Linked DNA regions of Homo sapiens: regions 2 and 3 are each linked to region 1. A link is a contact called in ENCODE Hi-C or POLR2A ChIA-PET data. All regions are on one chromosome and are shown on one strand. Each heading gives the region's core, a stretch centred on a gene start or an enhancer-like site at or near the end of the contact. The rest is flanking DNA. Distances are from core to core; before and after follow the strand shown.

What was found. Hi-C counts contacts between places; a loop is a spot of excess contacts on that map. ChIA-PET counts read pairs that join two places held with the same protein, here RNA polymerase II (POLR2A). Pooled maps may share reads with other maps.
Region 2: a map of naive thymus-derived CD4-positive, alpha-beta T cell shows a loop between it and region 1 (29-fold over the local background). The contact joins the promoter of ELP6 here to the enhancer-like site in region 1. A Hi-C loop is called at or near these places in 1 of 168 maps with a recorded cell type or tissue (naive thymus-derived CD4-positive, alpha-beta T cell) and 7 of 50 pooled maps. POLR2A ChIA-PET finds 5 or more read pairs at or near these places in 1 of 52 experiments (activated CD4-positive, alpha-beta T cell).
Region 3: a pooled map shows a loop between it and region 1 (2.9-fold over the local background). The contact joins two enhancer-like sites. A Hi-C loop is called at or near these places in 1 of 168 maps with a recorded cell type or tissue (heart right ventricle), 1 of 37 single-sample maps with no recorded cell type and 2 of 50 pooled maps. POLR2A ChIA-PET finds 5 or more read pairs at or near these places in 4 of 52 experiments (CD8-positive, alpha-beta memory T cell, H1, HEK293 and 1 more).

Annotation. Positions count from the first base shown.
Region 1 is chr3:47,005,781-47,009,731 of GRCh38, forward strand. NBEAL2 (neurobeachin like 2) reads left to right here. Exons shown (of 54, transcript NM_015175.3): 42 at 1-67; 43 at 166-283; 44 at 385-482; 45 at 553-669; 46 at 1,286-1,375; 47 at 1,461-1,570; 48 at 1,745-1,917; 49 at 2,036-2,130; 50 at 2,290-2,406; 51 at 2,503-2,661; 52 at 2,740-2,888; 53 at 3,209-3,344; 54 at 3,439-3,921. The coding sequence ends at 3,540. Among named protein-coding and RNA genes, the nearest start is that of NBEAL2, 28 kb to the left of the region's middle. RefSeq lists a silencer at 3,340-3,849 and an enhancer at 3,479-3,951. Within about 2 kb of position 2,276, at least 3 of the 41 ENCODE cell types and tissues checked have a DNase peak (open chromatin) inside an H3K27ac peak, as active enhancers do.
Region 2 is chr3:47,511,904-47,515,854 of GRCh38, forward strand. It overlaps ELP6 (elongator acetyltransferase complex subunit 6), which reads right to left and starts at 1,809. Exons shown (of 7, transcript NM_001031703.3): 1 at 1,634-1,809. The coding sequence starts at 1,687. RefSeq lists enhancers at 1,224-1,333, 1,664-1,773.
Region 3 is chr3:47,345,256-47,349,206 of GRCh38, forward strand. KLHL18 (kelch like family member 18) reads left to right here. Exons shown (of 10, transcript NM_025010.5): 10 at 1-1,561. Among named protein-coding and RNA genes, the nearest start is that of PTPN23, 34 kb to the right of the region's middle. Within about 2 kb of position 2,081, at least 4 of the 41 ENCODE cell types and tissues checked have a DNase peak (open chromatin) inside an H3K27ac peak, as active enhancers do.

The DNA.
Region 1 (3,951 bases), core at 1,026-3,525:
CGATGTGGTGCTACCCCCGTGGGCCAGCTCTCCTGAGGACTTCATCCAGCAGCACCGCCAGGCTCTGGTGAGGAAGGAACCACAGGCAAACGGCAGGCAGCCGGGGTTCTGAAGATCATGGGGGGTCAGCTGTCCCTGCACTGATTGCTGCCTCCCTACTCTCAGGAGTCGGAGTATGTGTCTGCACACCTACACGAGTGGATCGACCTCATCTTTGGCTACAAGCAGCGGGGGCCAGCCGCCGAGGAGGCCCTCAATGTCTTCTATTACTGCACCTATGAGGGTGGGCAGTGCGCTGGACTCCAGTCAGGGCCAGGACAAGATCAGGTCGGGTGGATGCAGAGGGCACGCAGGGAGCCCTGACTGCTCTGCCTGCCTTCCCAGGGGCTGTAGACCTGGACCATGTGACAGATGAGCGGGAACGGAAGGCTCTGGAGGGCATTATCAGCAACTTTGGGCAGACTCCCTGTCAGCTGCTGAAGGTAAGGCCAGCTTAGAGGATAGTGGCCAGGGATGCCCATGCCATGGTGCTGACCAGCCACTTACCCACAGGAGCCACATCCAACTCGGCTCTCAGCTGAGGAAGCAGCCCATCGCCTTGCACGCCTGGACACTAACTCACCTAGCATCTTCCAGCACCTGGACGAACTCAAGGCATTCTTCGCAGAGGTGAAAGGAAGACAAGACCTCAACTTTATATTCTGTGAAATGGGTTTAACCCCACTGTCCTTACCAACCACGTGGGGCAGATGGGAATCCTAATCAAGGTCACTGATTTCAAGGCACCTTAGAAAATGAGCTAAACATGGGAAGAGTATGGGGGCAGGAGGGGTGCCTTCTTCATCAGGGCCAGGATAAAGTGTCGACTCAACAAGCTCTGAAAGCCTTAGGGAGATCAGGAGGGAGATCTGTCCTTGGACCCCTTCCATCGCCTTCCTAGACAGGAACATTCCTGAATGTTGCCCCCAGGCCTGACTTTTTTTTTAGGTTTCCCTCTCTTCCTGCCTTTGGGCTAGGGGGACAAGGAATAACAGGGTGAGAGGACCAAGTTGAAACTAAGTGTGATACTCTGGAAGCATCTTCCATGTCTGTCCCAGCTTCTCACCCACTTTCTGAGATGCCCTCCTAAAGTCTCTGCCTGTTTCTTGGAGGGAACCTCTGCATCTGTGACACCTACTCTATGACCCCTGGGGACTGACAGTAAAGGAAGGGATGATGCTTCAGGGAGCAGATAGTGTAATCTGATAGTACTCAGGCATAGCTAGGCCTGCCCTTGCCCCTGCAGGTTGTCAGTGATGGTGTACCCCTGGTGCTAGCCCTGGTCCCCCACCGGCAGCCCCACTCCTTCATCACCCAGGGTTCCCCAGACCTGTTGGTAAGTGCATTGTGCAGAGCCCCAGCTCAGCTCCACTCCCCCTTGCCTCTGCCAGAAACCCACCTCTGCCCCCTCCTGCCTGCAGGTGACTGTGAGTGCCAGTGGGCTGCTGGGCACCCACAGCTGGTTGCCCTATGACCGCAACATAAGCAACTACTTCAGCTTCAGCAAAGACCCCACCATGGGCAGCCACAAGTAGGACAGAGGGCTGTGGGTGGGGTGGGCTACAAATGCCCTGCACCCGGAATTATTCCCCTCCCTAATCAGAATGTAGGCCAGCTGCAGGGGAAAGGTCTGGCCAGGCTCCCTGAGGGCCTGGGTCTCTTCCATGTGGCCTGGCCTCACTTGCTATCCCCCTCACTGGGTCAGGACGCAGCGACTGCTGAGTGGCCCGTGGGTGCCAGGCAGTGGTGTGAGTGGACAAGCACTGGCAGTGGCCCCGGATGGAAAGCTGCTATTCAGCGGTGGCCACTGGGATGGCAGCCTGCGGGTGACTGCACTACCCCGTGGCAAGCTGTTGAGCCAGCTCAGCTGCCACCTTGGTATGAACAGCCTTGGAGCTGGGGAGAATGAGGCACACAGGTATGGGGCCGGGTTCTGAGGCTGGCCAGGGCGGATGTGACTCCTCCGTTCTGCCTGTACCCTCCCCTTCCCATGCAGATGTAGTAACCTGCCTTGCACTGGACACCTGTGGCATCTACCTCATCTCAGGCTCCCGGGACACCACGTGCATGGTGTGGCGGCTCCTGCATCAGGTGTGCCTCGTGGGCAGCTCTGTGGGGCCCCCGTAGCCCAGACCTGCAGCCCATCCGTCCCTCAGTGGCCTTCCAGTCCTGTCCTCCTCTAGTCTTGGACAAGGCCTTCATTTCCTGAGCCTCAGGGGACAGTCCTAAGCCAACCCTGGTCCTCCACAGGGTGGTCTGTCAGTAGGCCTGGCACCAAAGCCTGTGCAGGTCCTGTATGGGCATGGGGCTGCAGTGAGCTGTGTGGCCATCAGCACTGAACTTGACATGGCTGTGTCTGGATCTGAGGTGTGTGTATGCATGTGCCCTGGGGAGGGTGAGTTTCCTGGGCAATCCCCCTGGAGCCCAGACTCCTGCCCAGGACCCTAAGTTGCCTTCCTGCAGGATGGAACTGTGATCATACACACTGTACGCCGCGGACAGTTTGTAGCGGCACTACGGCCTCTGGGTGCCACATTCCCTGGACCTATTTTCCACCTGGCATTGGGGTCCGAAGGCCAGATTGTGGTACAGAGCTCAGCGTGGGAACGTCCTGGGGCCCAGGTATGGGGAAGGGGTGCCCAGCAAAGATGGAGGGGCAGTTGGGATCCTGTCCTTGCTGACACTCCCTGCTTCCTCCAGGTCACCTACTCCTTGCACCTGTATTCAGTCAATGGGAAGTTGCGGGCTTCACTGCCCCTGGCAGAGCAGCCTACAGCCCTGACGGTGACAGAGGACTTTGTGTTGCTGGGCACCGCCCAGTGCGCCCTGCACATCCTCCAACTAAACACGTAAGCCCCCCATTTATGGGTTCATGGCCCCTGAAGGTGGTGGTCATTGGTGTAGGATAAAGGCCCTAGGAACCCACACACCATACATGTTTGTGGGCACATATTTCAAGGTTTGTTACCTGTCCCTTCATCTTCCCATGGGGAGGTCTTGCCCTGGGCCTCCGCTTAGCCACAGTTGTGGGAGATTTCTTTGTGTATAAGAATTTCAATTTAACCATCCTTAAAATGAGGACAGAGAGGGTATATGGGATAAGGGATATCTGCTGGTCGCAAAGCCCCCTTGCAGTCGCAAGTTGGTGTATATCCCCTCTCCCTTCCAGACTGCTCCCGGCCGCGCCTCCCTTGCCCATGAAGGTGGCCATCCGCAGCGTGGCCGTGACCAAGGAGCGCAGCCACGTGCTGGTGGGCCTGGAGGATGGCAAGCTCATCGTGGTGGTCGCGGGGCAGCCCTCTGAGGTGAGGATGGGGCGGGGGTGGGGAGGCCCCTCGAACGGGGCGGGGCGTGGCGCGGCGATCCCAGCTGATCCTACTCAACCCTTACGCCCACCAGGTGCGCAGCAGCCAGTTCGCGCGGAAGCTGTGGCGGTCCTCGCGGCGCATCTCCCAGGTGTCCTCGGGAGAGACGGAATACAACCCTACTGAGGCGCGCTGAACCTGGCCAGTCCGGCTGCTCGGGCCCCGCCCCCGGCAGGCCTGGCCCGGGAGGCCCCGCCCAGAAGTCGGCGGGAACACCCCGGGGTGGGCAGCCCAGGGGGGTGAGCGGGGCCCACCCTGCCCAGCTCAGGGATTGGCGGGCGATGTTACCCCCTCAGGGATTGGCGGGCGGAAGTCCCGCCCCTCGCCGGCTGAGGGGCCGCCCTGAGGGCCAGCACTGGCGTCTGCGGCCGCAGCAGCACTTTTTGCACAGTCTGGGGCGGGGTTCCCCGGCTTCCAAGTCGCTGTTTCGTCAAAGCACGAGGGCCGCCTGTGGCCTTAATTCCTAACGGCGGCCCCGGTTCTCCCTTCTCGGCAATAAACCAGGCCTAGTTTTGTAGCTGCTCCGTCTCCGAGTGTGCGTTCGCGC
Region 2 (3,951 bases), core at 559-3,058, 510 kb after region 1:
CCACAAATGCCTTAACTTCTCTGGGCTTCAGGTTTTTTCACTTACAAAATGTGAAAGATCACATCGTCAGACCTTCAGTGTTACCCCTAGTGCTGTCATTTCCTGGTGCCCACTTGATTACTCCATTCTTTCACCTGGCCCTAGGCTGACTTTGGAAGTGCCAGTGGTAACTGGCAAGGTAATCAGAGTCATCTGGACAAGAACTGCCTGGCAACTAAAATCCACAAGGATCTACTGAAAGCTACAATTTGGCGCTATGGGGTCATAAAAAGGCTTTAGACACTTAGTATCCTGGTTGCCTGGAGGAGTTTACCATTTCATTAGGAAGACAAAGATTATGAATAAACCAGGCTGGGCGTGGTGGCTCACGCCTGTAATCCCAGCACTTTGGGAGGCAGAGGCGGGCGGATCACCTGAGGTCAGGAGTTCCAGACCAGCCTGGCCAACATGGTGAAACCCCGTCTCTAACAAAAAATACAAAAAAAAATCAGCCAAGTAATTAGCCCGGTGTGGTAGCGCACGCCTGCAATCCCAGCTACTTGGGAGGCTGAATAAGGAGAATCACTTGAACCCGGGAGGTGAGGTTGCAGGGAGCCGAGATCGCGCCAGTGCACTCCAGCCCAGGCGAGGGAGCGAGACTCCATCAAAAATAAATAAATAAATAAATAAGCCAAAAGATACACTCCTGAAAGAGGTTACTCCTACGTTAAAATGTGAAAGGTTTCAAGGTACCCCGGAGTGTGAGGAGGGTGGAGAGAACAGGCCAGCCTGGGGTGCCCAAGACGGACTTGGTCCAAGCCAATTTGGCTCTGTCCTGCTTCTAACAGTTCTATTAGAGATCACAAGGAGGAAGAGTAAGAAGAACAGCAGCGTTCAATACAATGTGCCAATTGCTCCGGGGCGAGGTGGCGGTTAGGAAGCTCGCCCATGAAGACGGCGGCGAAACGAACTCCCCTCTCCTCTCGGGCCTATTCTGCAGTCTCCTCTGAGCGCCTGGGACCCCCCACCCCAGTGAACATGCACAGCGCGCCACAGTTCACGTCCGCGAATATAACCCAACCCCACTGTCGGCCATGCTTCCCAGGTACTTTTTTTTTTTTTTTTTGAGGTGGAGTCCCGCTCTGTCGCCCAGGCTGGAGTGCGGTGGCGAGATCTCGGGTCACTGCAACCTCCGCCTCCCGGGTTCAAGCAATTCTCCTGTCTCAGCCTCCCGAGTAGCTGAGATTACAGGCATGAGCCACCACGCCCGGCTAATTTTTGTATTTTTCGTAGAGACGGGGGTTTCACCATCTTGGCCAGACTTGTCTCGAACTCTTGACCTTAGATGATGCACCCGCCTCGGCCTCCCAAACTGCTGGGATTACAGGGGTGAGCCACCGCGCCCGGCCGCTTCCCAGGGACTTTTAAGGACACGCACAGCCGTTGAGAATATGCGAGATGGCCCAGAAGCCCACTTTCGGCGGGCCCAAGCCTCCAGTCCAATCCCCGGGTCGATCCTCTGCGGACTACAACTCCCAGGTACCCCGTGCCGGGTCGTCGCGCCATTCCCCGGGGTCGTGCGCACCGCCTCCCGGATGCAGTATTCCGCTGCCCTGCCAGGTCCCGCCCCCTTCCGGCCAGCGGGACCTCTTACCTGCTCCGCCCTGTCGGGGGTGGTGTTAAGCAGGTTATTAAGTTCCACGAACATTCCGAGCTCCTGGGACTAGCGCTCTGGAGGAGAACCCGGAGTGCTGCAGAGACGACGGAGGCTGGAGAGCAAAACACACCCGACAGCCCGGCTCGCGCAAGGAAGCGCGCATGCGCAATGCCACTTTTGCGAGCCAGCCACAGCCAATGAGGCGGGTGCCTCGATGGGACCGCTGCGCACGCGCGTAGACGTCCGTCGAGTCCCAGGTGGTAGGAAACGATGGGCTTCTCTGTGCGACTGCCAGCGGCCTCTGGCGGCTCATTCCGCGCAGATCTGCGTGGCGCCCGAGCCCTCCCAGTGGGCCCCCAAGGCTCCACGCGACCGAGTATTCTTCTTCCCTTGGCCTCGCTCTCTGCCCAGCCCCGGGCTCCTTTTCTCCACACGTGGCTGTCAAGCGCCTTCTGTATGCCCCACACTCCTGGGAGCTTGGGCTACATCGATGAACAAAAACAAAGGACAGGGAATTTATTATTATTATTATTATTATTATTATTATTATTATTATTTAATTGAGACGGAGTCTTGCCCTGTCGCCCAGGCTGGAGTGCAGTGGCGCGATCTCGGCTCACTACAGTCTCCGCCTCCTGGGTTCACGCCATTCTCCTGCCTCAGCCTCCCGAGTGTAGCTGGGACTACAGGCGCCCGCCACCACGCCCGGCTAATTTTTTGTATTTTTAGTAGAGACGGGGTTTCACCGTGTTAGCCAGGATGGTCTTGATCTCCCGACCTCGTGATCCGCCGGCCTCGGCCTCCCAAAGTGCTGGGATTACAGGCATGAGCCACCACGCCCGGCCGACACGGAATTATATCTTGAAAAGTTGTGTGGAGAAAAGCAAAGTGGGATTAGAGAGTACCAATGGGGGCAGGGGTAGGTTCCAGAATTAAAGAGGTTGTCAGGGTGGGTCTCACTAAGAAAGTGTGGTTGCGGCTGGGCGCGGTGGCTCACACCTGTAATGCCAGCACTTTGGGAGGCCTAGACGGAGGGATCACGAGGTCAGGAGTTCGAGACTAGCCTGGCCAATATAGTGAAACCCCCTTCTCTATTAAAAATACAAAAAATTAGCCTGGCGTGGTGGGGGGCGCCTGTCATCCCAGCCACTCGGGAGGCTGAGCCAGTAGAATCGCTTGAACCTGGGAGGCAGAGGTTGCAGTAAGCCGAGATCACGCCATTGCTCTCTAGCCTGGGCAGCAGTGTGAGACTTCGTTAAAAAACAGTGTGGTTGCAACACGCCCTGTATGCCTGTCCTCAGAGCCTTTATACTAACTCTTCCCTCTTCCTGGAATGCCCCTTTTCCCAGATATTAAGCTGATTTTAAAATTCCCCACTTCCTTCAGGTCTCTGCTCCGATGTCACTTTATTCGTGAGGCCTTCCCTGAGCACCTTACTTAAATCACAAACTGTCCCTTTCCCAACACTTCTTTTTCCTTGCTTTTATTTTTTTCCATAACATTTATATCTATTATACCGTATATAGTTTTGTTCTAGCCCAATCAGCCTCAGATCAGTGGACAAACCTGTAATTCCACCAAAGTCAAGTTTATTGACAGTCACTAAAATAATTGTTATATGATTTGGGAAAGAGTCGAATTCAGGTGAAATTTAAGTGAACCGGTGTTTGATATGCTCAAAGCACAGCACAGCTGTGTGTGGAGTCCTAATCTGGCGTGGACTGCAAAGGGGACCCAGGGTCATTTCTGTGGAAACTACAAGGTTAAGATCGATGTGGAATGTAATCGTTAGCTGAAGCTCTGCACCTGGGATGGAAATCAAGGCTGCTTCTCTGTGTCAAAGGGATGTAGATCCTTCAGCCAAGAATGAGATGTTTCATGCTTATTGAAATGTGAGAAAGAGAAAAAAAAATTGGCCTGACACTCACAGCTAGGTCTTGGTGTTCCTGTTGAGCATAAACAATTTCATAAAACACCAACATCAGACTGATTGTGACGGATCAAGACAAAACTAGAACACTCCATAATCATGTTGAACACAAAACATGTACATTGTCCAAGCCACAACCAAACATCTCATTTCCCAGCAAATAAGAGTACCACTTCTTTACCAATCTCTTTAGCCTGATACAAGTTCTTTTTTTTTTTTTTTTGGCCTGATACCAGTTGTTTATCACATACTGGCTTTGCAAAGATGCCTCCCTGTAAATAAGATATATCAGGGTACCTAATCATAGAATTACCCCAATCTTCTGACAGCCTCCATCTCCAAGCAAAGCTGTACTTCCTTAAACCCTCCCCTAAATCACTTAACA
Region 3 (3,951 bases), core at 831-3,330, 340 kb after region 1:
AACCTTGTCTGCTCTGCCATTCCACTGCTCCTCCATCCACTCGCCAATCCCAAGAGTCTGGCCTCCCTCCAGCCCTGGGCAGACTGACCAGCAAGGTGGACCTTTACATTCAAGCACAGCTGGCTTTTATGACATAAAGAACTAAAGGCCGAAAGAATCTCTTGCTGCTGCAAAGAACAGATTTTATATTTCTTCCTCTAATCTTGGCAAATGACCTTTACCTTTTGGAAAGATTTCATATTGCTTCCTCCTCCCTGGATAGGACCTAATGTAGCACAGCGGGACTCAAAGAGGAGGACATTTTCTCTTGCCAGTGCACTGGGCAGTGGGGCTGTCCTTCAACTGCTGCTGCCAAAATTGGTTTTCTAAAATTCTTCCAGTAGAGACTAAAAGAAGATTCAATTCCTGTAACCCAAGACTGAGTCTTAGGGCTCCAGTCTCCACCTGCTTGGTTTCCTATCCTTTGCTGCCTGCCTGGGGTGGCCTGGAAGCCTGTTCAGAAAGGCACAATGTGGAGCCTGGGGTGTCTCCCCCACCCCAGGACCGTCAGGTTTACCAGTGTGTGCAATCGCCATGTATTCAGAGGGAAGTACCTTTGTTACCTACAACTTAGGAGCTAGGCCTCTGCTACAAGCACTTGAAAATGATATTTTTATTTTTAACGTCTCAACAATCTGATATCGGATGTCGTTTAACCTGGGCTCGTGGTAGGGCTCCAGCATTTCTCCCTCCTTCCTGGTTTGCCTGTAGGGGTAGACTCGGAAGGTGGGTGGGGTGTGCATTTCCTGTTAGGAGTGTATCAGTGCTTGTCTTATTATAAGCCCCTTTCTTTTGTGAATTTGAAGTAGCACCAACAAGCCTGGATTGTGAAGGTATTAAGAATCGGTCTGTGGGCTACTGAGTGGGTCCTTAGGATACTGGCCCAGATTTTGCCACTGGGTATGGCAGATCATTTTCTACCATGGCCTGCTGCTCTTGTAGTGGACTTCCTGAGTCCAATCCCACCTCCTGGTGTAGAATTTACACTGCTGCACCTGAGGTCGATGTTTCAAAGTAAGATCAAGCCAGTGTTTTGATCTGGGCTCTGAGCACAAGTCAGGAAACACCAACATATTCACACTCTCCCAGTAGGTTCCTCAGTCCGATGGTGAATGGCTATTCGTAAATGGCTGGTCTGGCTCTTTGGTGTTGGAGCCTTTCCAATAGCCCCATGAAAAGAAGCATCACCCAAGGATATTGTAAAAAGGATGTAACAAGGAGATAGGGTAGACATTGTACTCAGTGGGCCTTGGGGCCTAGCCCAGCTCTGAGCAGAGGACTGTGGCATTCACTGTCCTTGAGTGTTTCACCTTCTTGGATAACACACGGGCCTTCTCTTCTGGATTTCATCAGAGATTACAGCCAGATGGGGGCTGAAGACCATCCTCTTGACCACAGAGGTGTGACTGTGGGAATTCCTCCCAATTTATGGTTTCCCAGAAAATCTTAGTTCCTTTTATTTATAGAATGCATGTCTTTTGTGTTAAGAAACCAAAGAGAAATAAAGAGAACACTCCTAATAGCTCTTGTCCTTTCTTGGTTTATTTCTCAGATATTAGAAGTACATGTTTGTTTTTTAATTGTGATTCACTGAAAAAAATATATTGGACAAAATGGGAATATTTCTGTGAATATAAGGGAAAAGCCAGATGTACAGCAAAAGTAGTCTTTGGAGAGATTTATTTTATGAGAGTCACTTCTGGTGAAAAATATGCAAAGACTTCATTTGCACTTTGGGACTGCATATTGGTGCCTGTCCTGATCGCCCCTACTCTCGGATTTCCCCTTTTCTCCATTCACTGCCCTAAAACTCCAGAGTTTCCCAGTGGAATGTGGCTGCCTGTTGACTGCCTGGAATCAGCATCTCCAGCTCCTTTTTTATGCTCTAGGCGAGAGGTGCTTTAACTTTGGTGCACATAAAAGTCACTGGAAAATGTTTAAACCACAGATCCGTTCCTAAGTCCCTCTCTAGAGACAGGTTCCCTAGGGCTGGGGTGCAGCTCAGCATTCTGGCGTGAGCAAGTTTCCTTGGTGATTTGCATGCTCTTCAGTGTGAGAACTATACTCCCATCTTCAGTTTCACTTCCCCAAATACAGCCGCATTCCAGATCTGCTCTTCCAAGATTACACTGTGGTTAGTGTGGTTTTGCCTGTTGGGAAACTCTTCAGTCACACTTTTCCAAAAGTCAGCTTGTGATCAATCTTGTCCATTGGACTCCTGGATGGCAACTTAATTTTTTTAAGTTTTTGGAAGGCATATCACTCCCACACACACCCCACCAGGACATGTCTTACATATAAACACTCTTATCAGTTGAATCTCACATGGTCCTCAGTAATCCCCACGGAGCAGGTAACATTTTAGCATAAGGAAACTGCCTCAGAATGGCCAAGTAATTGACCTGACTCCAGCTAACCAGTGGCATTGTGAGAAATTGAGACCAGATCTCCACACTCACAGTCCAGTCTGCCTAAGGACAGCAGTGTCTTCCACCTGTGAAGGGAGCAGCATTCCTCCCAACAGTCATAGACCTTGGAAAAGCAGACTGGGCAGCAAGGGGAAGAGTGAAGAAGCAGGTGCCTTCATGCTGAAAGAGATAGCCAGACTATCTGGGAACTCTGCCCTCTGGGAGAAAGGCCTGTTGCTTGTAAAGTAGTAGCAGCCCTTTCCATGTAATCTATGCCCCCTTGACCAGAGCCAAAGAGCCCCATAGGTGAAGAGTGGACTGCTAAGTCAAACTGGATTCATCTGCTTGACTTTCCATTTCTTTTTTCTTTCTTTCTTTGTTTTTGTTATTTGGACTCCTTTCCCCCTCATGACCAACAGCAGAGCCCACTCCATTTCACCCCAAAGTCCAGCACTGCTGCTTTTTATTGCTACTCACAATAACCTAACAGTACACAACATTGCTTACTGCAGCCTTGAACTCCTGGGCTCAAGCGATCCTCCCACCTCAGCCTCCTGAGTTGCTGAGACAGCAGGTATGCACCATCATGCCTGGCTATTTTTTTTATTTTTTGTAGAGAATCGGTCTCACTATGTTGCCTAGGCTGGTCTTGAATGCCTAGCTTCAAGCAATCCTCCCGCCTTGGCCTCCCTAAGTGTTGAGATTACAGGTGTGAGCCACCACGCCCAGCTTAGTTCTGCAGTTCATAAAACCTAAACTTCATAGCATGACATAGAATGTCACTGAGATACTGACACTTCCTCTCAGCTGCCCAGCAGCGGTCTTCAGGATCTCAGTTTAGATGTTACCTTCATGAAAACATCTCTGGTCAGCGTGGCACTCCTCCTCCATCTGCTGTGCTGGCCCTTGGCCATATTCTACCATGCAGTGACCTGTTTACCTGTTTTACCTGCTACGTGGTGAGCTCTGTGAGACTCTCCATTACTGTAGACACAACAATGGACATGAAGAAGAGGCTGAACAATAGCTTCTTGAAGAATTTAGGGACAATCAGGTATATCCACATTCAAATGTCACCTAATCATGCTTCCCTTGTCTTCCTCCTTTTTACGTCACTGATTTTTTAATAGTTTCATTGAGTCATAGTTTACATACCTTAAAGTTCATTCATTTTAAGTGTCCAACTCAATGACTTTTAGTAAATGTACAGAGCTGTGCAACCATTATCACCATCTTGTTTTAAAATATTTTCATCACTCAGTTAATCCCTTTTGCAGTTCCCCTTTTCACCTGCATCATCAGGCAACCACTATTTTATTTTGTCTCTATAGATTTTCCTATTCTGGACATTTCACATAAGTGGAATCATATAATATGTGGCCTTCTGTGTCTGGCTTCCTACTTTAGAATAATTTAGTTCATTCATATTGTAGAATGTACCAATAGTTCCTTTTATTGTTTTTAAGTTGTATTCCACTTATACCATATTTTGTTCATTCACCGA